Linked DNA regions of Mus musculus: regions 2, 3, 4 and 5 are each linked to region 1. A link is a loop called in an ENCODE intact Hi-C map of the cell type or tissue named here. Cell type or tissue: heart. All regions are shown on one strand. Region 1 holds the start of Fmc1 (formation of mitochondrial complex V assembly factor 1). Region 2 holds the start of Zc3hav1 (zinc finger CCCH type, antiviral 1). Region 3 holds the start of Ttc26 (tetratricopeptide repeat domain 26). Region 4 holds the start of Ubn2 (ubinuclein 2). Region 5 overlaps D630045J12Rik (RIKEN cDNA D630045J12 gene).

The links. A loop is a pair of places that touch in the nucleus more often than their neighbours do. Peaks named below come from ENCODE experiments on the same cell type or tissue, not always from the same donor. Only the 100,000 strongest peaks of a DNase experiment are listed, where the experiment ranks them.
Region 2: it touches region 1 in a loop (2.6-fold over the local background); 2 of 42 quality-filtered maps call a loop at or near these places.
Region 3: a loop joins it to region 1, with 3.0 times the contacts of the local background. A loop is called at or near these places in 9 of 42 quality-filtered maps.
Region 4: it touches region 1 in a loop (5-fold over the local background); 9 of 42 quality-filtered maps call a loop at or near these places.
Region 5: it touches region 1 in a loop (5-fold over the local background); 4 of 42 quality-filtered maps call a loop at or near these places.

Annotation. Positions count from the first base shown.
Region 1 is chr6:38,532,872-38,537,871 of GRCm38, reverse strand. It overlaps Fmc1 (formation of mitochondrial complex V assembly factor 1), which reads right to left and starts at 3,011. Exons shown (of 2, transcript NM_025363.3): 1 at 2,862-3,011. The coding sequence starts at 2,999. n-TRcct1 (a tRNA gene) reads right to left here and starts at 3,941; the gene lies at 3,869-3,941. In heart, CTCF peaks have their summits at 2,777, 2,989 and 4,348; DNase peaks (open chromatin) are centred at 2,701, 3,071 and 4,181; H3K4me3 peaks cover 3,138 bases; H3K27ac peaks cover 2,958 bases.
Region 2 is chr6:38,351,398-38,356,397 of GRCm38, reverse strand. Zc3hav1 (zinc finger CCCH type, antiviral 1) reads left to right here and starts at 1,795. Exons shown (of 13, transcript NM_001347122.1): 1 at 1,795-2,483. The coding sequence starts at 2,176. In heart, no CTCF peak of the experiment used is centred here; DNase peaks (open chromatin) are centred at 797 and 1,907; H3K4me3 peaks cover 3,883 bases; H3K27ac peaks cover 2,114 bases; H3K27me3 peaks cover 2,415 bases.
Region 3 is chr6:38,379,536-38,384,535 of GRCm38, reverse strand. It overlaps Ttc26 (tetratricopeptide repeat domain 26), which reads right to left and starts at 3,012. Exons shown (of 18, transcript NM_153600.2): 1 at 2,943-3,012; 2 at 2,323-2,460. The coding sequence starts at 2,945. In heart, CTCF peaks have their summits at 1,695 (motif pointing left) and 2,859; a DNase peak (open chromatin) is centred at 3,035; H3K4me3 peaks cover 1,830 bases; H3K27ac peaks cover 1,252 bases.
Region 4 is chr6:38,431,719-38,436,718 of GRCm38, reverse strand. It overlaps Ubn2 (ubinuclein 2), which reads right to left and starts at 2,794. Exons shown (of 17, transcript NM_177185.4): 1 at 2,121-2,794. The coding sequence starts at 2,546. In heart, no CTCF peak of the experiment used is centred here; DNase peaks (open chromatin) are centred at 2,098, 2,418 and 2,888; H3K4me3 peaks cover 3,109 bases; H3K27ac peaks cover 2,125 bases.
Region 5 is chr6:38,157,286-38,162,285 of GRCm38, reverse strand. It overlaps D630045J12Rik (RIKEN cDNA D630045J12 gene), which reads left to right. Exons shown (of 20, transcript NM_194061.3): 11 at 4,042-4,238. Among named protein-coding and RNA genes, the nearest start is that of Gm52858, 20 kb to the right of the region's middle. In heart, a CTCF peak has its summit at 1,968 (motif pointing left); a DNase peak (open chromatin) is centred at 1,955; H3K27ac peaks cover 308 bases.

The sequences.
Region 1 (5,000 bases):
GAACATAAATTTGAGCATAATTGGGGATGTGTGGATTAGTCCCTGGGCACCACTGCACACATAATTCCTTTTCTCAGACATAATTCCTTTTCTCGATTTGAAAACTAGAACATGTAATACTTGAACATGTAATACTTAATGTACTACAGCAGCGCTCAACTGCTCTAATGAAAACATTTTAAGACAAGGAAGATCATGCTGTGTAGCAAGGACTGGTCTGAGATTCAGCCTTCTTGCCTTGGTCTTACAAATGCTGAGATTTACAGGTGTGTGACAGCACAGTCACTCGTGGGTCAGAGTTAGTTTATGTATGTGAAGATGACTTAGGAGAGAGTCTCACTATGTATCCTAGCCTGCCTGGAAATCACTTGGGTCCTATCTCCAAAGATCAAGATACAGTTGCTGTGACAGCTCAGTGGGTAAGGACACTTGCTGCCAGCCAGACCTGATGATGCTCAGAGTTTAATCCCTGAAACCCACACAGTAGAAAAAGAAACCAGACTCTCCTTTGTCTTCTGACCCCCATGTTTGGCACGCATGCTCCCCCACAAAGATATATAAATATATTTATTAAAAGATAAAAGTAGGGGAAAAAAGAGATGTCCCTGGTTGCATCTTTTCTCCCTAAGGAGTGGAAAAGATGAGCACAGAAATTTTTTAGCCCTGAGCCAGAAAATGAAAAAGCATCCCCCACATTCTTATGTGCCTTCAGTAGAAGACGGTTTCTCAAATTTTCTCTTTCTCCCCAGTCCTGGAGGTAGAACCCAGGGCCTCAGGCTTGCTAAACAAGTACTGTTGTGCTGCCTCTCACAATCAGTCTTGGTGTCTTGAGGGGTCGTTTTTGTTGTTTTGTCTGGTTGGTTTTGTTAGTTTCTTGAGACAGGGTAGCTCTGGTTGGCCTTGAATTCAGGTGTCTGCCCACCTATGCTTCAGGGATCAACAGTGTGGATCGCCATGCCTGGCCCAGCCCTAGAATTCTGAGCATGAATTTATGGTATTTTCCTGAGGAATTTCTTTTGTTGTTACTATTTTGTTTTGTTTTGTTTTGTTTTCTAGATAGGGTTTCACTATGGAGCTCTGGCTGTCCTGGAATTCAACTCTAGACTAGGCTGGGCTCAAAGTCTGAGATATGACTACCATTACCTCCCAAATTCTTTTTGTGAGGAACTTCAAAACCTTTACTACAAAGTACCTTCAAGGACAATAATGTTACCTCTATAAGGTACAATAGCAGTCATATATACCTACCTACTTATCTTCCCCTCTTTGAAACTGTTGGGTTTGCCTTAATTATGCTTTCTTTAAATTTTTAGTTATGTTTTCTTTCCCTGTACCCTTACTTTTCCTAACCTCTATTCACTTGCCAATTCCAGATGCCTAATTATAGCCTACTAGACTTTCTGAAGCACCTCTTCTTCATACCACTGTCCCCTGGTTATCTATACCCTTAGCACTTATTTATGCTAAACATGATCTTATTTTATGGCTCTTCAGGGAGACTGTAGCTTCTTACATGTATATCTTTTGGGTTTGTTTTTTGTTTGTTTGTTTTTTCTCAGAGTCAAGGATACTCTATATAGTCTTGACTGTCCTGGAACTCCCTATGTAGACCAGACTGGCCTCAAACTCAGAAATCCACCTGCCTCTGCCTCCCAATTGTTAGGATTAAAGGACATGTTCCACCAACACCTGCCACATCTTATTCTTGATATTTGGCCCTAGTTCTTAATACACAGTACCTAACATAACTTTTTAAAAGATAAGTGAATTTTAGTTCTAAAGTTTTGCAATGCTCAAATTCTGTAGTTAAGATAATTGCTCAAGAACTTAAGTTTCCATTCCCCTAAATTGTAGCCATGCTTGATCAAGCAGAACTGGGCAGGTGACTGTCCCCGAGCCTTAGTGTTTGTATTTGATCTTGTCCAAAAGGCAGAGAATTGAGCATTACCACATTTGGAAAATTAACCATCTTCCATTCCTTTCTAAGAGGAATATGAACTGTGGATTTCACAATGGCACTTCCCAAGGATAGCATTCTGTATGTTTATGTTTGTTACACCAGTAAAACATGTCATGTATCCTGTCATGCAGAAGGCTAAAGATGTGACATCTCCATAGAATATAAGATATTGCTTTCCTCAGTGGTGAAAGGCTAGTACTAAATAAAACAGTACCACTCTTCAACTCTTGAATATTCCCCACTAAATTGCCTTAAAAATTGCATTTGCCTGGCCCATGCCTTTAATCCCCACACTCAGGAGAAAAGGGCAATCAGATGTGAGTTCAAGGTCAATCTGGTCTAAACAGCAAATTCCAGGTCAGCCAGAGTAATGCTGAAATTCTGTATCTTCATTCCCCACCAACACGCAAGCAAGCAAAAGCACGCGCGCGAGCAGGCGCGCGCACACACACCTACACACACACACACACACACACCCGTCAAATCACAAAAACACTGCTTCCTATTAAAACTTTAATGTAGAAAGGATGAGGAGAGGGGATGCTTGTACCCTTACGCCTTTAAGTCTTACGACCCCTAGGACCCACTTCACACAACGCCCGCTCCTTACTCCATTCCACACCCCATGCACCAGACAAACCAATGAAATCGTCAGAGACAGCTCCACCCCGGTGGGTGGCAGATACGAAGTCCCTAGGAAGGTGCGCCCCACGCGGCTTCTGGGCCAGTAGGGGATTTCAGACCGCAGGTTAGCCGAAGGGCTGGAGTCTGTGGTGAGACCCGCAGGTGGAGGACAGGGTGACTCAGACACGTTTGTCCTGAGACCCTCTATCACCTGCGCAGACCGCCCCCTCATCCGCCCTCCCGCGACCTGGAGCCCACCCAGCCGCGGATGCCGTACCCGATGTGCTCGGAAAGCCTTAACGAGGTACCGGTAGGCCGCTGTGTCGCGATATGGCCGCCCGGTGGCCGCGTTCAGGTAGCGCAGCTCCCTCAGAAGGCCCCGCAGAGTGCGCGCCGGGGACCCCAGGGCCGCCATTTTTCTGTCCTTGGAGAGCCTGGTCCCTCACTGCCTCGGGCGAGGTGTTCCCCCGCCCACTCCGCCCCACAGCGCCCTCTACCGACCACCCTTGGAGGGAAACGCGAGTGACAGGCACCTCAGGGGACCAGGAGAGCAAGGGAAGGTGCCGAATCCTCTCGGCCCTTCTGACTGCGTCCCTTTGGACTGCCGTAAGCTGATGGCCGCCGAGTCTCTGAGGAAAGGTGTCTGGCAGGAGAGTATGTGGATGTCTGGACATAGGTCACGCCAAAAAGATCTTACTGTTTCTACCAGGGATGTCAAAATTAAACGTACCGACCTCCAACTTTATGGTCCCCGCAGCCTAGGAGAAGAAAATGAACTCATACCCTGGTATGGCAAACTGCAGCCCCTTTACTAGTAAAGCCTCACATCCAGTTCTCTAGTTTTGTTTTGTTTTTCTGTTTGTTTATTGTTGTTTTTCGAGACATGGATTCTCGGTATAGCCCTGGCTGTCCTGGAACTCACTCTGTAGACCAGGCTGGCCTCGAAATCCGCCTGCCTCTGCCTCCCGAGTGCTGGGATTAAAGGCGTGCGCCATCACGCCTGGCTTTTTTTTTTTTCGTTTTGTTTTTTTTGTTTGATTGTTTTTCCCCGCAGTTCTCTAGTTTTAAAACAAGATGGCCGGGCGTTGTGGCACACGCCTTCACTGCCTGCAGAAGCAGGCGGATCTCACAGCTCATAGACCATTATGGTCTGCAGTTTGTTCTAACCCAGCCAGAACTAGGTAGAGAGACCTTGTCTCTAAATACATAAAATAAACAGTAAGTTTGACTCGCAATAATCATCTAATTAGATGATGTTAAAATAGATAAAAAAAAAAAACGAACCACCCCAGATGGGACTCGAACCCACAATCCCTGGCTTAGGAGGCCAATGCCTTATCCATTAGGCCACTGGGGCTTCTTCTACTGATGTCCTCAAACACCATAATCAAGTTATTTCCTGTTTCGTACGTCATCACTTAAATTTATTGTTTTTACCCTATCACAGAGAACCAAACTCAGCCTCAGTGTGAAACGGATGCCTGCTGGGAAATGTAGTTTAGATGCCAAGAGTCAACCGCTTCACCCTGCAAACAGTGGATGCCACGAAGCCGAACGGGCTCCCGCTTTTGCTTACGTGTTCGTGTTTCTGTGCGTAGTAGCTCTGCGCCTGCGCAAAAGTGGGCCCGGGAGACGTCAGAGCCAAACGGGCTGCGGAAACCAGTTCCTCGAGCCTCCCTCTGGTCCTATTCTTTGTCAGATTGTAACAGGAAAAGCCAAGCCCCTTCCGATTGGGCTACTTTCAGGGTTTGTCTTCGCTCTTAGCTGGTCGTTAGGTGGCGTTTAGGTAGTGGTCAGTTTCTGTTTCCGGTTACAGCGCTGAGGCCATTTCCGCAGCCAAGGATGTATTAGAATGGGGTTCAGTTTTCGAATTTTCAAGTGGGCTATAAGTATAAGACGGTGCGAAATTAGTGCCTACTATAGTAGAAATTAGGGATAATTAGAATTTAGGTTTGTTCCTAATTGTATACCGTAGACAAAACCACTTTGGGAGGAGGGGGTGAGGAGTGAGACCGGGTTTCTCCGTGTAGTCCTGGAGGTCCGGGAACTCGCTCTGTAGACCAGGCTGCCTCCCGAGTGCGGGGATTAAAGGCTTGCGCCATCACCGCCCTGTCATAAAACCTCTTTTTGAGGTGTCAGTGGCTCTTTATTTTCTAAGAAGCAGTTCAGTCTATTTAAGGTTGCCCTTGTAGACCCTACCTCATTAGCTTTTTATATGTTAACCTTCGTCTAGCTCCGGCCGCTTCTTGTTCCCCTCTGCTCAGATATCTGAGCTAGCCTCTTTCCTCAGTCCCAACAGCCTGCATATCGCCTTAGTATTCCTATTTACTCTCTGGGTCTTTTGACTTGCTCGGTGTATGTTAGAAGCTGTTCTAGGCCCTTTAGGCTCTCTATGACAAGGTTACAGTTAGCTTTG
Region 2 (5,000 bases), 180 kb after region 1:
TTGTCCTAAACAGAAGTTTATAGTATCTGATAGAAAAGACTCATATTTAATATTTATAAAATCCCCTTTACTTGGTCCCTCATCCATCCCCAGGAGGAGGGAGTTGACAATTCTAGATCCTTCAAGGGACTTCCTCTGACCCCCTAACGGGACACTGCTATTTCTAAAGCTGATGCCCTCTGGGAGCTGGGATTGTTTCTTTGATTTCTGTGTCTTCAGAGTCACTACTGTAAGGACCATACCGAAGATAGTAAACACATTGATCTTACTTGATTTGATAAGAATGGGGCTCTGGAAACCTGCCAGACTGAAAATAAGGCCAAGTGGATTAAAAGACAAGACAGAAGCAAGAGTCAGAGTCAACAAGCAGCCAGATGAGGCCCGGGCTTGGCTGCTTTACAGACCACCGTTCCAGTGAGTCAGAGAGAGCGGCTGTGCGTACCACACCAGAGGGATTCTCATTCGGGTTTCTGAAGAATTTGAAAGACTTTATTTCTTATGAATTTGTTTTTAAATTTTAAATTACATTTATCAGAGAGAGAGGGGGGAGGAGGAGGGAGGGAGGAAGGAAGAGAAAGAGTGTTGTGGAGGTCAGAGGGCAACTTGCTAGAGTAAACTCTCCCAGCATGTGGGGAAATTCTGGGGGTCAAATTAGTGTCCTGTGTTTTAGCAACTGGTGCCTTTACCTGCTCAATTATCTTCCTGGCCAATAATCCCTTTGCCCCAGTCTCACAAGTGCTGATATTACCGGCATGCCTTCACCACGCCAAGCTTTTAATATTATTTTAGCGTGTGTTTGTCTGAGTGGGTGGGGTCACTCGCACCTCCCTCTTGTGAAGTTTGAAAGCATCGCAGTGCACACTTCTCCTGCACCGTGCCTGCAGATTTTAAAGAAAGGGTTCCCATCTGATCGGTGAGCGCTCCATTCATTTCATTTCTGAGTGCTGAAAGGAAAGCCCCTTTCTTTTTCTAATTTGGGTCTAGTGTTTACTGGCCTGCAAATTAGCTGAGAATACAGATGAGACAAACTAAACACAATTGTGCAAAAGAAGTTTTAAAGTCACAATTTAACAAGGGGAGGAGGCCGAAGAGCGTATAAGGTTTGTGTGTGGTGAGTGTGTTTCACTACGGAGTCTGGAAGGACAATCGGAGTTTTTTTTTAATGCTAATGTTTGGAGCAGCAGAATCTTCCGGAAAGCTCCCTGGGGACACGGATGGCTCTTTAATTTCATCAGCCTTTGCTTTCCTCAAAGGGAAATCTAGTTATTATTTCCTTCTGTCTCTACAGTAACTCTACGGTAAGGTAAGGGTTTACCTTAAAAATCATCTTCATGCCAAGGGGGGAGGGGTGGGGGAAATCTGAAGACATTCTAAGCAGTTGGTTTGAGGCACCAAAATTGGAGATTTTAAGTTAGCAAGGCCAGAAAGGATCAAAGAGTGGGTCTTCAAATAGCTCTGGAGAAGGCTACGTAAGAAACCAGGGAGAGTAACAATCACCGCCCTCTAAGAGGGGCTCGGCACTGGGTAGAAAGTGCGTAATCCTAGATCTGGTGCCGCGGAATCAGGCCCGGAAACAAACTCTCGAGAACCTCGGTCATCCGAGCTCCACCTGTTCCTTCAAGTTATTTCCCCAAGTGCGGAGTTCGGATAATATCCATGTCCTAAGGTGGTGGCGAGCATTGACGACACTCGGCGGAGAGTCCCGCTTACAGGAAGCGCTCACCAGGTCTGCTCTTTCCGGGGCTGGGTGGGGCTGATTTGAGGACGCCTCTAGTGGGCCCCCCAGGATGCGTCACTCTCCTCAGGCTCATCAAAACTCCACCCGAGCCTCACGAACGTCCTTACTTCCTCTCTTCCTGGTAGCAGCCTTGCAGTCCCGAGCTCGGGGGACCTCACGTCTAGCCTGGAACCGAGGGTACCGCGCCGCGGCGGACCTGCCCGCCTAACGTCGCTCGCTTCCCATTCGCTCTCCCGCGCGGCTGACTTTAAATCTGACCCCAGGACCTCGTCGTCGAGGTCGGGCCTCGCGACACCACCGCCGGAGTTGGAAAGCGAAACCGCTCTGCTCTGCGAGCGGCACCGCCCGCGTCCGCCCCTGGGACCGCGCGTAAGTTTCGATTCTCCGTGAAGCCGAGTCCCGCGCAGCGGCCGGAGCAGCGGCAGCCATAGCGCGCCATGACGGATCCCGAGGTATTCTGTTTCATCACCAAGATCCTGTGCGCTCACGGGGGCCGCATGACCCTGGAGGAACTGCTGGGTGAGATCAGCCTCCCCGAAGCGCAACTCTACGAGCTGCTGAAGGCAGCAGGGCCCGATCGCTTTGTGCTATTGGAGACTGGAGACCAGGCCGGGATCACTCGGTCGGTGGTGGCTACTACTCGAGCCCGCGTCTGCCGTCGCAAGTACTGCCAGAGACCCTGCGACAGCCTGCACCTTTGCAAGCTTAATCTGCTCGGCCGGTGCCACTATGCACAGTCCCAGCGGTGAGTGCAGCGGGAATGGGGAAGGTTCTCTAATTGCCTAGTCCGGCGCCGCGGGGCAGCTTCCTAGGGGAGGCGGGAACCGGGTGGATATGGCTCACTCGGCTGCAAACCCCTTCTCCCTCTATCCCTCCTAATCTCTAGACCAGTGGTTCTCAGCCTTCCTAATGCTGCGACCCTTTAATACAGTTCCTCAGGTTTGTGACCCTCAACCATAAAATTATTTTCGTTACTACTCCGTAACTGTAATTTTGCTACTGTTATGAAATGTAATGCAAGTATCTGTGTTTTCCAATGGTCATATTCGACTCCTGTGAAGTTAGACCCCCAGGTTGAAAAATCTGTAGCCAAAGCGCTATTGGAAAGGCGGACAAGGCTGCCTCTCTACCCTTCTCACCTCCCACCAGAATCCTAATTAAAGTACGTTTGCACCAACCAGAGTTTGTAGAAGTTGCAGGCACACCTTTTTCTCCTTGCTACTCTGGTACCTCGAATGTTGCGATCGCCCCAGAATCCTAGCGGTGCTGCCCAGTCTCCTGTGTCTCGGGTGCGCCAACTCCTGGATCGCTGTGACCCTTCACTCCTTGTCTCTCCACCTGGCCAGATAGATAACTAAAGGTATAGTGGCCTCTCAGCCTTCTTCCTAGTATGCGTGGTGGCCTGTACTACGACACCCCCCCCCCTTCTTGCAACCGACCCACTGTCTCAAATTGCATGAAATAATGTGGCTTAACTTCTCAGGCAGCTGCTTCTGGTCCTACTTGGTCTTCTTCTTCTTCTTCTTCTTCTTCTTCTTCTTCTTCTTCTTCTTCTTCTTCTTCTTCTTCTTCTTCATAAGCGTTTCCAAGGGTTGGCTCAAGTCCTTTTATTTTGCTGTCTTCCAAATTTCTCCAAGACAAGGATCACTTGCTGGGGTTCACCTGTCATAACTACCGAGATGATTTCCAAACACATAACCTGTGCAGGCCTGCGTCTTCATCCAGGGGTCTGAGGAACCAGTGTCTTGCTCACATAGGCCAAACTCCCTCCAAACAAGCTCTCCAACCTTATCCCCGGCTCCACGCCCCCAGTTTATATAATTTCTAATCCCTCTGCCCTTTCCTCTTCCAGGGCTCACATCTGAGTGTTGCAGAAGTAATGAATGGTTGGTTCTAGGCTATCGTGTTTCCGAGCTTTTGTCCTTGTGGTTGGTGGTGGTGGTACGAAAGATTGGGCTGAGGACCTCTTGCATGCTAGGCAGGTGCTCCGCTACTGGAGCCAGAGTTTCACCGACTTGCGCAGGCTGGCCTTGAATTCCTGCAGTTAGCTCTCAGCTTGGTTCCTCCTGTCGCTCACTGGCAAGAGCTGAGATTACAGGTCTGTGCTGCCAGGCCCACGCAGCTTTCTGTGGAGAGTATTTTCTATACTTCGTTGAGTCTTAAAAACTGTGAGTGTTGCTCTGTTTTGGAAACAACGTGATCATCAAACGGTTTTGAATCATCCATTTATTTACGAGAAAAACAAAAAACAAAAAACTACAGTCACTCACGTCCAGGATACACCTTCGGGGATGTGTGTATCAAAACATACAAAGTAGGAGTGTTTTAAATGGATGGGGTAATATTTTTTTTTAAATTGCTAATTGTTTGGAACAAGAACTCATTTAGTGTTAAATATTTGAAGGAATGCTTCCGTGTGCCCCTTTATTTAAATATTTAATGTTTTGATGCAACAGCTTGAAAGCCTTTCTGAGTTACAGGAAGTTGGGCTTAGAAGAAGCCATCTAAGTTGCCTGCAACTGAAGAAATAGGAGTAAGAAGGAAGGGAAGTGGTTTGAGGCAGAAAAGGAAGGAACACTCTTAACACTACTGAGCGCCGACAGGGTTATCAGCACACTTTCTGATTCTTTTTTTCTATTATTACCTGTTCTGAGAATTTCTTCAGTAAGTGCTGGCTTTTTGTTGTGAAAGTTTCAGTGTCTTTCTACAGTTCTCAGCGTATTAAAAAGTGGACAGGGGAGACTGTTGAGTCTCCGCGTACCCAACATTTTGGATTTTGGTTCAACAGTTTTCAAAATGTGGTCTACCCTGTGTCATGTATTCTCCATCTCTGTCCCCAAACTCCAAACTCCAGTGTTTTATGTTAAAGTGATTATTTACTTCATAAGTATTCAGTATCTCTTAACAAATAAGTATTTATCAATATTCTCGCTGTACAATGATCACCTCTCCATCTCCCTCTCCGTCTCTCTCTTCCTCTCCGTCTCCATCTCTTTCTCCCTCTCCGTCTCTCTCTTCCTCTCCCTCTTTTCTGTCTCTCTCTCTCCCCCCTTCCTTGACATAGGGTCTTGTAATCCAGGTTGGTTTAGAACTCTCATTAGACCAGGAATGACCTTGAAAGTTTGGACTTCCTACCTCTACCCAAATGCTGGGATTACATGCTTGGCACAACCAACCATCCCAGGTTTATGGGGTGATACCGATGGAACCCGGGACCTCGTGCACACTAGGATGCACTCTACTAGTGCAACTACATCCTCAA
Region 3 (5,000 bases), 150 kb after region 1:
GAATGATTCTCAGTTACCATGTGTCCTAGTTTCATTCATTCTTCTGTGATAAAGACCCTGAGTAAAGCAACCTAGGGAGCTGGGCATGGGTGTAAATGCTTAGCTGGACGTGGTGGAACACATTCTTAATCCAAGCACTCTGGAGGCAGAAGTAGAGGAATCTCATGAGTTCAAGACCTGCCTGGTCTACATAGTGAGTTTAAGGCCTGCTTAAACAGACATCTTGTCTCAAAGAAACAAAGCCAAAACCCAGGGCTTCTTTGGTTGTAAAGCGAGTTCCTTATACAGAGGTGATAGTGTATAGAATTGCAAGCAGGCCAGCTTTCAAGGCCCTGCACAGACTTGCCTCAATACAAATGGCAACCAGGAATTATAGGCCAAATAAACCCTCAACGCCCCTAAGCTGTTTGTTTGTTTGTTTGTACTGTTTTGGTTTGCTTTATTTTCATCTTTAATCAGCCCGGTACTTTTATTTTTAATTCTTGCTGCTCTTCAAGAGGACCCGAGTTCAGTTCCTAGAACCCTCATAAGGCAGCTCACAGCTTTATGTGACTCTAGGTCTAGGGCATCCAGTTCTTCTGGCCTCTGTGGGCACCTGCATTTGGGTGCACATACCCACATGCAGATACAAACTAGACATAAGTTTTTAATGTTTTAGTTTGAAAATGCAAGAGGAAATAAATGGAGGTGGGAATGTTTGGAGAGGTATGCAGCAGGGAGTCAGAAGAGAGGCTAGAGGAGGAGGGGAGGGGAGGGGCAATTAAAACTGTCAATGAAATGCTTTAGAGAAGTCTGCTAGTTTGTAAGCTAATTTTAAAAAGTGATGAGACAGCCAGGTAGTGGTGGTGCACGCCTTTAATCCCAGCACTTAGGAGATAGAGGCAGGCAGATCTCTGAATGTGAGGCCAGCCTGGTCTACAGAATGAGTTCCAGGCCAGGCAGGGTTACACAGAGAAACTCTGTCTTAAAAACAAACAACAACAAATAGACATGTACATAGTATTCAGTCCTCTGACTTGCACTGCTAGAAGGTCCTTCCAAGGCAACTCACCTACTGCCAAAGATGACAGCTGACACACGAGAGCCAAACAAGTGGACTCAATATCAAAGCACTAGCAAGACACATAGGGTTCTTCTTACATGTATGTTTCACTGAGAAACATGCATAAAGCTAATCAAACAAGTATTATGGACGGTTTCAGAGTTACATGACCATAGATTCACATTAATGTGGCCGGTGGAAAAATGTGATACAATAGATTACAGCACAGGATAACTGGACCTGGCTGTCAGAACTCTTTGTCCCTTGGTGCACCCTGCACTCTTCTGTACCGAGTGCTTTCCACAAGCAGTTTCTCAAAGTTCAGCCTCCCAGGACAACTTTAGGTCAGAAGGATTTCTCAGACTACTTACCCAAAATGCAGCTTCCTATGCATCACTGCAGAGCTAGTGAATTCAAATTGGTAAAGCAATCGCCTAGAAACAGAAACAGCTAACTATCCTTGGTATTTCCAATGCATATTAAAAAGTGAGATTTGGGCTGGAGAGATGGCTCAGCAGTTAAGAGCACTGACTGCTCTTCCGAAGGTCCTGAGTTCAAATCCCAGCAACCACATGGTGGCTCACAACCATCTGTAACAAGATCTGGTGCCCTCTTCTGGAGTGTCTGAAGACAGCTACAGTGTACTTTCATTAAATAAATAAATAAATAAATAAATCTTTAAAAAAGTGAGATTTGCACCTAGCATTGGTTTAAAAAAATGACCCTGACATACAGAGTTGAAATGTTTTATGGGTTTACAATAGTTTTAAATTGTAAATAGTAAAAATCACTTATTTTTTTTAACCAAAATGTAAATAGGAAGAAGTTACAAATCACTCAGGATTTATGGTAAATAATGTGTGAATTGACACTGTTAAATGTAATACTGTATTCACCATTTGTGGAACTAAAAATTAATAATTTTATGTGTACAAGTGTTTTGTCTTCATGTATGTCTACATACCATATGTTTTGTTGAAGGAAGCCAGAAGGCCTTGAATCTCCTAACATTTAGTTACTAATGGCTGTGAGCAGGCACGTGAGTACTGGGAATTAAGGTCCTCTGGAAAAGCAGCCGATACTTTTAAATGTCGAGCCATCTCTCCAGTCCAAAATGTTTTGTATTTCATCAGGTTTATAGTTAACTTGGAATCTGGAATATGCATCTGGCTATGTTTGTTTGGATTACCCATAATGTACCCACCCGTCCCAATAGCATAGTAACCAGCATTCAACCCACCATCCACCAGACTGAGAAGTAAACCTTCTTTGGACATTACCTCCAATAGGGTAATGGCGCCAGTGAAATCTCTCTGCGAAAGTAGATCCTCTAGTTTTGGAATCTTCCTCCCTTTCTTCTTTCTTTTGTCAGTGTGCGGTGACTCCCCGCCCACAGCGGGTTTGGCCCTTGAAAGCATCTGTAAAACAAATAGCAAAGACTGTTCTATCAAAAGTCATTTTTAAACTGAGGGTAACAGCTCTCAGTCAGATCTACCCTTACCATCAGACCCTAGGAAGTCTATTCAGATTCTTTTTTTATTGTGCATTTTAGTAAAAGGACCATTACCTACTACTGAAGGGGAACCGAATAGCTACTTCCAACAACTTTATCCATAAGAGACAAACAAACACTCACGCAGCTTCTACTACCTAGGTCTTCCAAGATTCTTTTTTCCAGTTCACAGTCTAGTATCGGGAAATGAAGAAGCAGGAGGGAAGAGAGCATCGAGGTACATAGATTTCTTCGCATCCCTCCCTATTCCCGGTGGAAACACTGGAGGGATAAAGGGATCGCCCTCTAGAGACGCACCTAGATTCTATCCAACAGTGCGTTGAGAACTCTAAACCCAGGTACAAACCTATTCAAAATCCCCCACCCTTACTATTCAGAGCCACTAACCATCTTGGCGTCGGTCCTGTGAGCCCCCGCTGCAGATAGTCTGCAAAGGCTGTGCTTCGGCGAGTTGCCACATCCACACAGCGAGCTCCGTTTCCACGGCAACGCCGCCGGGAGGCTGGTCCTTCTGAGAAAGGGCTCGTCCCAAAACCAATGTCCTAAGCTTCTTGGTTCCGTGTGTTTCCGCAGCTGGAAGAGTAGGTGCTTCTCTCAAGGGAGTTAATCCTTGTTGTTTGTGCTGAGGATGAAAATGGGGCTGTGTCTCTACTTAGGAAAGCAGTTTAAGAAAAGGCGATTTAGAAGTACTATTACAACTAGGAAGTATATTTCAAAAGCAAGTTTCTTGGGAAGGTAATTTTCAAGGACCACTTCCGTTTTGCCTGGGGTGAGGACGACAACAGCTCCGCTTGTCTCGTACATTGTCTCTGTTTTCTGCTCGTTTCTGCTGGTACCTGCTGAAGCAAAGGATAGTTTGGAGGCAGAAGTGATACCAAAATATTTCCTCGAGACAATGTTAATCCCAAAGATGGGAGGAGAAAGACCACCACCCCAAATCATCATGACCAAATTAATTAAAGCAAGCTTTTTTATTCGTGTACACGGACTGCTTCTCTCTAAGGCCAGTTTGGAGAGATCAGCATTGGATGTGAGGAAGACAAGGTTTTTATAGATCATGGGGGTTGCGGGGGTGAAATGGGGAAAATAGGAGGGAGAGGTGTTATAAGAGCAGAATATAACAATAACAAGTTAGTCCTAACTACCTCCTGAAACAGTCATGGTTGCAAGGTGGGCATAACAACAGATAGCCATAACAAGGTAGTTATAAAACCTTTTGAAACAAAGGTAGAGTTGCAAGATGGTTCTAAACAACTTTTAGAAACAATGTCATGATTTGGCATTCTTGGAACGGTCAGTACAGAACCATTTGTAGTTAAGGCTATAGGCGAGGCATAGCTCAATCTGAGAAACAAAAATTTAATCATAAGCAGGAATGAACCTAGTTTGTTTTTACTATAAGGTGACTTCTGTTTGTTTTGTTTTTGCTTTGCTTTGCTTTTTGTTTTATTTTTCAAGATAGGATTTCCCTGTGTAACAGCTCTGGCTATCCTGGAACTCTCTTTGTAGATCAGGCTGGCTGGAACCCACAGAGATCTGCCTGACTCTGCCTCCCAAGTGCTCATGTTAAAGGCATGTGCCACCACACCCAGCTATAAATGGGCTTTTAAAGTCTAGGATGGAAGCAGGCTGGTTCTTCAACACACCTATACACAATTAGAAACTATAAAAATGTGTGTACAATTAAAGCAAGAATGGAGTATTTACTCCAGAGCAGCGTTAATTTAGTTGCAATATATACATATATATATACACATACATATATATATATACACACATACACACACACACATATATATATATATATTTTTTTTTTTTTGCTTTGTTTTTCGAGACAGGGTTTCTCTGTATAGCCCTGGCTATCTTGGAACTCACTTTGTAGACCAGGCTGGCCTCGAACTCAGAAATCTGTCTGCCTCTGCCTCCCGAGTGCTGGGATTAAAGGCGTGCGCCACCATGCCCGGCTGCAAAAAATATTTTCAAATGATGGAATTGTGGAATGTTGGAGCTAGAAGAGACCTTAGAGGGCATGCATGCAGTCAAACTTTCAGAGCAGATCCACTAAAGGCCTAAAATCTTAACAACTTGTACTTATATATACTATAAATGTATGAAAAGCGTTGCATAGACTTCTCCAGCCTTTGCATCTCTTCTCACATTTGCAATCTGTTGGTGAGTGAATGACTTTTGTCTTTATATATACACGCTTGTATATACACAAATTGGTATGCAGAGGCAAATATATCCACTTTAGAGAGGCACAATTCAACAAGCACTCCACTCCACTTAAAATTCCTTTGTTTCCAAATCTCAGAAATGGTCCTACTTTCAATAAAAATTTCAAAAAGATTTATTTTAGCTACTTTTTGTGGTGTGATATAGATGACAGATCCTTTAGTTGAAATAGTCAAATAATTACAAAATAATCTTTTAAAAGTACAACTC
Region 4 (5,000 bases), 100 kb after region 1:
GATAATATCTATGAAGCAAACATAAAAATTAAACCCAATTCATATGTCCCATAGAATATAAAAATATAGCCATATACCAAACATTGCTTTAAAGGTAAAGGAAAGATCACATACACAATGGTAAATTCCACAGAGCCTATATAGCAGGTTAAATATAAGTATGATATAGCTAAAAACAGATTAAAACACCTAGGTTAGCCTGGCAGGAGGGCGCACACCTTTGATCCCAGTGCTCAGGAGGCAGAGGGATCTGAGTTGGAGACCTGGTCTACAAAGTGAATTTTAGGAGAGCTGGTGCTACACAAATCCTGTTTCAAAACAAAACATCTGGGTTAGTGTAGGTACTTCCTATATATTTGCACAATGACAAAACACTAACTAGAATTATGTATTTTTACTTAAAAATGGCTTTTGTCTTGCTGTTTTACTATACTTTGTGTGTGTGTGTGTGTGTGTGTACAACTTGTAGAAGATGGTTCTCTCCTTCCACCATGTGGATACTAGTTATGGAACTTAGGTCTTTAGGCTTGGCAGCAAGTGCCTTTACCTGCTGAGCCATTTTGTCACCTGATTTTTTGTTTTGTTTTGGTTTGGTTTTTTTTTTTTTTTTTTGTTTTTTTGAGGCAGGTTCTCACTATGTGGCCCTGAACTCTCTCCATCCTTCCACCCCAGCCTCCAGAGTGCCGAGGTCACAGACTAGCATGCCCATCTACAAAATGTTTTGCATCTGCAACTTACACAAATTGTAAAAATTGTACACTTAATATTAGAAAAGCAAGAATTTTTTTTTTGGAAAATGTTCCAATTTAATAGACAAAAAAGAAGCATTTATATTATAAAACCAGAAAGGGTTATGAATGAATTGAGTTTACAGGACAAAGTACTAGTGGAAGTGACCAAAATGGTCTCTACCCCTAACAATTCGATTTCTCTGAAAACATTTAGTAATGATGGCCACACCATACTTGTAACTAGCCATCAAAGGATTAACTGGCGCAAAATGAACACAGACTAATGATATTATTCAATGTGAGACTTTTGACTATAGAGTAATCCACTGCAAAACAAAGATAGTTGAAAGGAAATAATGAATTCTGCAGTTCATTAGAAAGCCCAGCCTAATAAAGAGCATAGTCGCTAAACAAGAGAGCAATGTCTGTCTCCTGCCTCTGTCTCTCTCTCTCCCATCTCCCCTTCCTAAAGATCACCAGCCCACAACAATAAAAATTACAATCACCGACAAACCGCTGTCCTAATCCCATTGTTCACCGGTTCCCTCAAAAGCATACCGATGTATTTTCCTAAGTTTTTTTTTTTTTGATCCAAAGCGAATGTTTTTTTTTTTTTTTTTTTTTTCCGTCATTCTCCAGAAATCCACAACGGACAAAATGCTCCCAATTCGAACTAATGAGAGCCACTCAAATAATATGACTGGGCAGCCACCGGGTAAGACAAGAGACCTTTCCATTCAAAGACAATGTGCACAAACTCAACACACACACACACACACACACACACACACAAAGCTAACAATATTTACCAACACAAGTGCAACCACATTACGAATCCACTTTTTCATTCCTAACGTGGAATCATTAGTTTCTGAAAATGTTTAATTTCTCTTAAATCCCCTTCAATCAAGGAAAATAAACCACCCGGCCACGAGCCCATCTCAGCAGCCCTGGCGCACGGTACAGCTGGGTTGAGGAAGGATGAGGATGAGCCGAGAAGGGGTCACACAATCTCTCCGCTTCAGACCGGGGGGCGTGTCCCCCAAGGTTTTTTTTTCGCTTCCCTTCTACCGGAACGACAGATGGAAGTGCCACAAGAAGCTAGCCGCACGGCTCACAGGGCCTCGGGATTTGGTGTGGGGAACAGAAAGGAAAAGGAGGAAAAAGCTGAGGTTTCGAAAGGTGCACAGGAAAACCGGCTCGGCGCGGTGTGGTGGGGGCAGCATCGGCCACCCAGGAGGGCCGAGCCGCGCAGCTCCCGCCCCGTCTAGCTGCCCGGCCCCCGCCACCCCACCCCCGGGGCGAGCGAAGTGCAGAGCAGCCCGGGCAGGCGGCGGGTCCGGAGGCGCCCGGGCTGTGGGGCGGCCGGGAGGGAGGGACCCTCTGTACCCGTTGTTCTCCGCACAGCAGCAGCTCCGGGTAGCTGAACTCCACGCAGCTTTCGTCCGTGGGGTCCTTGAGCACCAGCTCCAGGCGAACCGTCTCCTTCGGCGGTCGCGGCGGCGGCTCCGCCCGGGAAGCCGACTCCCGCGGAGGGGGAGTCTGCAGGGGCAGCGGCGGCGGCGGCGGCTCGGGCCGCGGGGGCTCGCGCTGCAGCGCCATGGGCGGCTCGGCGCGGCTGACCTCGCGCTGGGGGAGCGGCTTGTCGCGCGCCGGGGGCTGCGCGTCAGCGCGGGGGGCCGGCTCCGCCCGGGCCGGCTCGCGGTACGGCTGCGGCTCCAGTCGGGGGGGCTCGCGCTCGGCGCCCGCGAAGTCGGCCTCGCGTCGCCTCACCGGTGACAGGCTAATGAACGCGACTCTGCGCGGCTCCGCCATCCCCACTGTTCTGGCCCTCGGCGCTCGCTCGAGCCGGCTCTCGCCTCGACGCCGCACGGCGCGCCTGCCCGCCTCTCCTTCTGCTCTCCGTCACTTTTCTTCCCTCCAGCACCCTCAGCTGTCCCCGCGGACGCCACCGTGAGTGCGGACCGGGTCCCCGTCCCCGCTACTACGTTCTGATGGGCTCCACCGCCATCGCCAGGGTCGCCGCAGCCGCCATGTTGGATCCCCCACATAAATAGAAGCAGGCCGCTGAGCGGGCGCATGCGCACACTCGAGACGCTCGCGTCCACAGTCGTGGCTGTTGCTCAGTTTTCCCCTTTTCCTCTCAACAGTCTGGAGGCCAGACAGCTCGGCGGAAGTGACGTCACAGACAGGCCTGTCTCCGTGGCAACGGGGACGCTCTCTGCTTTGCTTTCAAAGGAGGGGTTTGGGGTTCCCTGAGTGATTTCCTCCTCTCGCCCGGAAACCGAGGCACGCTCGCCGATCCCTTAGGGTGAGCGTCGCGATGTGCCTGGGACCGACACAGTCATGGCGCCGGGTCCCGCCCGACGTTGGCCTCTGGCTCTCGGCGCTGGGGAACAGGGTTGTCAGCTGAGGATTCCAGGCGGACCCAGGGCAGGGGTGAGGGGCTCGCGGCCCGGCGCCGGGCCCGCCGGTCTGTTGTCCCGTCACCTGAGGTGTCCAGGGTAGAAAGGCGAAAACTAAACTCTCCTCAGACCCCTCCCGAAAGCGCTACGCTGCCTCCCACACCGCTGCCTCCCACACCTCTTCCTAGCCGCTTTGCGCATGGCGGTGAGACGTTCAGTGACGCGCCTCAGTTGGGAAATTGAACTGGCAAAGGAACAGTTCTTGAAGACTTGAACGTCTTGGCAGCCTTTGGTGTTATTTTAGGGGACATGCTCCCGGGGGAAGAAAATTCACGGCTCATCTTTGAGTGGGAAGGAGCGTTGCTTAGGCTTCGTTGGAGCATCGTGGGAAACGAACTGGAATTCAGATTTTAACGGACGAGAATTACTAGCCCTTTTCATCTATTCAATAGAAAGGGAATTGAAAGACTCCCTTGCCGCATCCTCAAGGAAACCCAAGCTTGTTAATTGCATCAACTATATTAGATGTTGAAGAGCTGAGTCAAAGAGTCGTCACAGACGTTTTTAATATTTGCTCTTCTATTCCTTTCCAAAGGTGTACCAAATGGTGATGGAATGTTCAACCCAAAAGATTGTGCTAGCTCTAAGCCAGGTGTAGAGATGTATCCCTTTAGTGTCAGGAAGATACAGGCTGTTACATTTCAACATGGTCCACATAGACAACTGCAGGTCAGCTAACACTTCTTTTTTTTTTTTTTTTTTTTTTTTTTTGGTTTTTTGAGACAGGGTTACTCTGTGTAGCCCTGGCTGTCCTGGAACTCACTCTGTAGACCAGGCTGGCCTCTGCCTACCGAGTGCTGGGATTAAAGGCATGCGCCACCACGCCCGGCCAGCTAACACTTCTTAATGGAAGTGGGTGCACTCTGGAGCCAGGCGGATCTCTATGAGTTCAAGGCCAGCCTGGTCTATTTAGTGACTTCTAAGACAGCCAGACCTACATAGTGAGACCCTGTCTGGAAAAAAAAAAAAAAAAAAAACTGGCAGCAGCAACAAGAAAAAAAAAAGAGGAAGATGATGAATTTCTTCCTTACAATGCTGCAATATTTTCTTGACACTATATTTTACCTCCAACATTCCTTCCACTGCTCCTGGTTCTGTTTGGGTCTCCTATTTTTGGATTGAAGTGACCTTTCTGCCCACAGACTCTGTTTCTGCCATCTTAAAATGGGCAATTAAAGTTTTTGGAACACTTTCTTTTTTTCTTTTTTTTTTTTTTCTTTAGTTTTTCGAGACAGGGTTTTTCTATATAGCCCTGGCTGTCCTGGAACTCACTTTGTAGAAATCTGCCTGCCTCTGCCTCCCGAGTGCTGGGATTAAAGGCATGCGCCACCATGCCCGGCTTCTGGAACACTTTCTGATGTATCTCTATCCCATCTCCAATTGACTGAGGGCTATACCTGTGTTCAGTTTCTGCCATTTATCCCAGAAATTGCAGTCAGTCTGTCCTTGAGTCAAGCTCTTCTGTAGGTAACCTCTCATACAATTATCTAATTCTGGGTGCCTTGAAAATACTTTGAACATCAATCCACAGAGAGAAGTAGGTTCTAACCGTGGTGTAAGCTACTCAAATAAGCACCTAAGAGGCAGAGGCAGGTGGATCTCTGAAATCGAGTCCACCCTGGTCTACAGGGTGAGTTCCAGGACAGCCAGAGCAATGTAGTGAGACACTGTCTAGAACAAACCAAGAAAAAAGTAGTTTCTTTCCTGTAATCCAGTGTATACACACACACACCCATGAAATTTAATCTACCATACTAATACAATGTAGCATAGAGTGAAAATGATGGCAGTCAAAGGACAGCCT
Region 5 (5,000 bases), 380 kb after region 1:
TGTAGACAAGCTCCCCACAGTTTCTTAGCCAAAGGCCGAGCTGCTCAGATGGCCACAGTTGTCTGCTACTTCTCAGGTGGAGGCACTTTATGTATGAAGAAGCTAAGAGACTATGTAGCTCAGAGGGAAACATATGTATAAAATTGGAAATTGCTCATTTGGGGATTTTCCTCATTAGTTGGGAGTAATTGGTGTCAAATTGTCAATCTTCTAGCCATCTTAAAAAGGCTGGACAGACACTTGAGAATTATGTGGATGGGTAGATTTATAATTTCAAGATGAAAATAATATTTATAATTACATATTTCCTAAGTTAGAACAATGTATATAAGTCTGATAGACAGGAACCCATCCTAATAGTTAAAGTAGTTTGAGTTTTTTTGTTTTTGTTTGCTTTGTTTTTTTGGTTCAAGAGTTACCTAATTTTTCTTATACATACATACACACATACATACATACACACATACATACACACACACACACACTTACATACATACATAGATGCTTTGCCTTTAAGAGCTCAGCTGAATCATTATGGTAACTTAAAACAAACAAGGGGGGCTGGAGAGATGGCTCAGCGGTTAAGAGCACTGACTGCTCTTCTGAAGGTCCTGAGTTCAATTCCCAGCCACCATATGGTAGCTCACAACCATCCATAATGAGGTCTGACTCCCTCTTCTAGGGTGTCTAAAGACAGCTACAGCGTATTTACATATAATAATAAATAATTTAAAAAACAAGGAAAAAATATTGGGGTAGCAAGTGTGGCCTTATGAAGGGCATATTGCTGATTGCTGTTAAGTGTGTTGTTTTAAGAATGTATTGATTATTTTATGTATGTATGTGGTGTGCCTAAGTGTGTGTATGTGTACCACATGCATGGAGGATCCCTTGGAGCCCAGAAGAGGGGCTTAGATCCCCTGGAATTGGTGGTACAGATGGTTGTAAACCACTGTGTAGGTGCTGGGAATTGAACCCAGGTCTTCTGCAAAAGCAACCAGTGACCTTGACCTCTGAACCATCTTTCTGGCCCCTCAAGTACATTATTCATGCTTAAGTCCAAATGTGTTATTCTAGAGCTAATCTGCTATGAACAGAGGGACAACATGCCAATGAGCAGAGGCCGCTCCTGGGGACACTCATTGAGGAAGGGGTCAGCATGGGGTCAGGTGACTGGAACACAACCCGGGTGTCCAGTAACTAAAGGAACCTAATGGAAGTTTCCTGCAGAAACGAATAAGAGTTCAAGAAAACAAAGATGCCTGACATCTTGGCTCTATTATTGCTTTTTTGATTTGAAGTTAAAACTTTGGGTTGTTTTTTTGATGTAGATAAAAAAATTTTTCTTATACATACATACACACACACACACACACACACACACACACTTACATACATACATACAAAGCATACATAGACCCTTTTTGGCTTCTGTGGGAATCTGCACTCACATTTGAACACACAGACACAGACACAGACACACACACACACACACACACACACAGGAAATACAGTTAAGATAGGGAAGGAGGAAGCCATCTTCAGCCTTATTGTGCTTCGACAAAAGGGACCCACTAAGCCCGGTGAGTCCTTGGTATTTGGTGTCTGGAGGTTTCTATTCTCTATACAGAGCACTCCAAGAAGCTACTGTGTTCATAAGAGCTGGGATTCTCTTCAGTAAGGGGCAACAAGACTTTTAAAAGAGTCTGGGGAGGGGGATCCTCTGCTACTAGGAAATGTTTGTCCACCTGCAAGGAGACCAAGTAGACCATTTGGGGGAAGGCAGTTGGTTTTGGGTTTGTCATTTCCCATGAGGTGCTGCTGAGTCCAGAAATGCATGGAACAGCGGCCTGCTCTAGTAAAGGAAGCTCATTAATTAGAGAATATGGTTGCCAGCTGGTCTGCCTTTTGTTTCCAAGCAACTCTTTGTAAACTATCCTTACAGTACCATTTGTCTCCCTCTGCTGGCAGAAGTCATTATCGCAGACTGCCTTTTCCCTGCCCATTTGGATGTTTAACATTAAGAGTATTAGGTCACAAGGCTAAGCCAACAGCATCACTTTTGAGCCGTAAAGTAATGCATTATGACATCACCTTTGCTCCTATACATAGTATATTGTGTGAAAGCATTCCTTAGGACTCTGATAAAGTCAAGCAGCATTCCCAATGAGCAGACCCATCTGGGCAACTTCATCTTTTTCTAAGTTAATTAATTTTTAATTTTTATGTGCCTAAGTGATTTGCTTGCATGTTTGCGTGTGTACCACATGTTCCTGGAGCCCACAAAAGTCAGAAGAGTTGACCCCTAGAACTGGAATCAACAGGCAGTTGTGAGCCACCATGTGGGTGCTGGGAAGCAAACCTGGGGTTCCCTGGAAAAGCAGTGTGCTCTTAACCACTGAGCCACCTCTACAGCCCCTCGGAGCTGCTTTTTTTTTTAATGCACTTCCATTCTCCTATACTGTGCAGGCTGGATTTGAGGAAACTGTTAATACTCACCCTTGGTCCTTGCAGTGTCATTAAAATGATGTCACCAGACATGGTACTGTGCATCTCAGTGCTGTGCATGACCTCCCTCAGAGGCTCAGAAGCTACAGTCTAGAGGAGGTGCAGCCCCCAAGCTCTGATTCTGGGTGTGGTGTTGGGTGCCTTGGTGTCCTCAGAGAGAACGCCTGTGTCTAGCAGCGAGTACAGGGTGCTTCTGAAGACGTTTGGCTGTGGGCCTTTCTAGGAATGCTTTATCCGTTGGTTGCTGGTCCGCTGAGCTCTCCAATGGGCCTGTTCCTTTGAAGTCTCCTGTTTTCTTTCATGCTTCCTTTGCTTCTCCCCAGTTCCAACTTGCTAGATGTTCTCTTAACAAAGACTCTACACTCATGCTTGCATGTCACTGGACAGGCAGCCGCCAGCATCGCCTCTCAGACTGAACATCTCCTCTGTCTTTCAAACTAACCATGTTGAAAAGGAAGTCTGCTGTTTTATCTCCTTTGCTCCTTTAAAGACCCACCCTTAATGTCACTGCCTTGTTGAGGACCAGGCTTCCAGGCCATTCATTACCTGTTCAACTTTGGATTCTTCTGTCTGCCGGGCTTTTCCCTTCCACTGATTTCGAGAGGGAGAGCCAACCTTTCTTCTCTCTCTGTTTCTCTATCTCTCTGTGTGTCTGTCTCTCTGGCTGTCTGTCTGTCTCTCTTTCTCTTTGTTGCGATCTCTCTGTCTCTCTTTCTCTCTCTGTCTCTCTCTCTGTCTCTCTCTGTCTCTCTCTCTGTCTCTCTCTCTCTGCTAGTCTGTGGGCAGACTGTCTTGATTTCACGCACGTGGTGTCGCTGGGTCTTCGAGTCTGCTCAGATTTTAGAAATCTGCCTCTTTAGAAATAGAGGCTGGTTGTCCAGAGGCTGACTTTAAAAGCCGCCGTTCCGAATGCTCTGTGTGCAGCCTGGCTCCTCTCTCCGCCTCCCCACTGCATTCTGCCCCATGAGCGCAGCTACTGTAATCTCTTCTCAGCCTCTGGTAGTCTCCGTTCATCTCACAATTTGATCTACAGCCAAGTCTCTGAAGCCCCTTTCCCTATAGAGAATGCCTCACACACAGGTCTGTGACAGTGGAGCAGGTGATCTGTTGGAATGGTTTTGTATTGTGGTCTTGACATTTAATCCTCAAGTTCTTGTTTAATCTTTCATAAGCATCTGTGATGAATTCTAAGTATAAACAGAACCTGGCACCCGATCTGTTACAGAGATGTTTGTTGAACTGGGTTGGTGGCTTTGCTGGCAGCCTTGGGTCAGGGGTCACGGGCCTCTGGTCAGCCCTCAGTCTCTTGCTGCCCTTGGACCTCACGCTATCCACCCCGTGTGTTTTACTCTAACCACCCATTGTGTTTCACGCTAACCACCCCGTGTGTATTACTCTAACCACCCCGTGTGTTTCACGCTAACCACCCATTGTGTTTCACGTTAACCATCCATTGTGTTTCACGCTAACCACCCCGTGTGTTTTACTCTAACCACCCATTGTGTTTCACGCTAACCACCCCGTGTGTTTTAGCTGCAGATCCCCAGCGTGAAGGGCTTCGATTTTGCTAAGCAGCATCTGGGCCAGCACAATAAAGACGACATCCTGATTATTCATGAGCCAGCGCCACTGCCAGGCCCTGTGAAGGACCACACCACACCCTCAGAAAACGGAGATGTGCCGAGCCCCAAGTCAAAGCTCCCTTCCAAGAACATACGGCTCAGAGGGAGGTTAGTACTGCGCTTTCTAGACTGTTCTCTGCTGCAGACTCTGTTTCCGCTTTCGTGGCTTATTCTGATATCAGAAACACAAGTGATGAGTATTGCCTTGGGCCGGCAGCCTGGGGGCCGGTTGACTTCTCCAGTTCTACACATAAACCCTGAAGCATTTTCTGTTCCTTCTGCTGGGCCTCTGGATCCGGCTGTGTGACATCTTCCCGCCCAGTGCTTATTTGTGTTGGGTTGCTCCCAGGTTGGATTGTGAATCAGACAGCTAGAAGTGTTTCCTGTGGTGACTGTCCTAAGCTTTGTGAAGGTGATACAAGAAAAAAATGAATGAAAAGGGAACAGCAGGGGCCAGCAAGATGGCTCAGCAGGTAAAGGTGCTTGCTGTCAAGTGTGATGGCCTGGATTCGATCCCTGGAACCCACATGGTGGAAGGAGAGTTGTCCTCTGACTTCTGCACAGGTGTTGTCGCACACTTCTCTCTGGAATAAATAGACGGATTGGGGGAAAAAAAAAAAAAAAAACAACCAAAAAAAAAAAAAAACCTTAAGGGCTGGAGAGATGGCTCAAAAGCTAAGAGCACGAATTGTTCTTCTAGAGGTCAAGTCCCAGCAACCATATGGTGGCTCACAACCATCCGTAATGAGATCCGATGCCTTCTTCTGCTGTGTCTGGAGACAGCTACAGTGTACTCATATAAATAAAATAAATATCTAAAAAAAAGAAAACCCAAAAACCAGTTAAAGTACACGGCCCATGGCACACAGT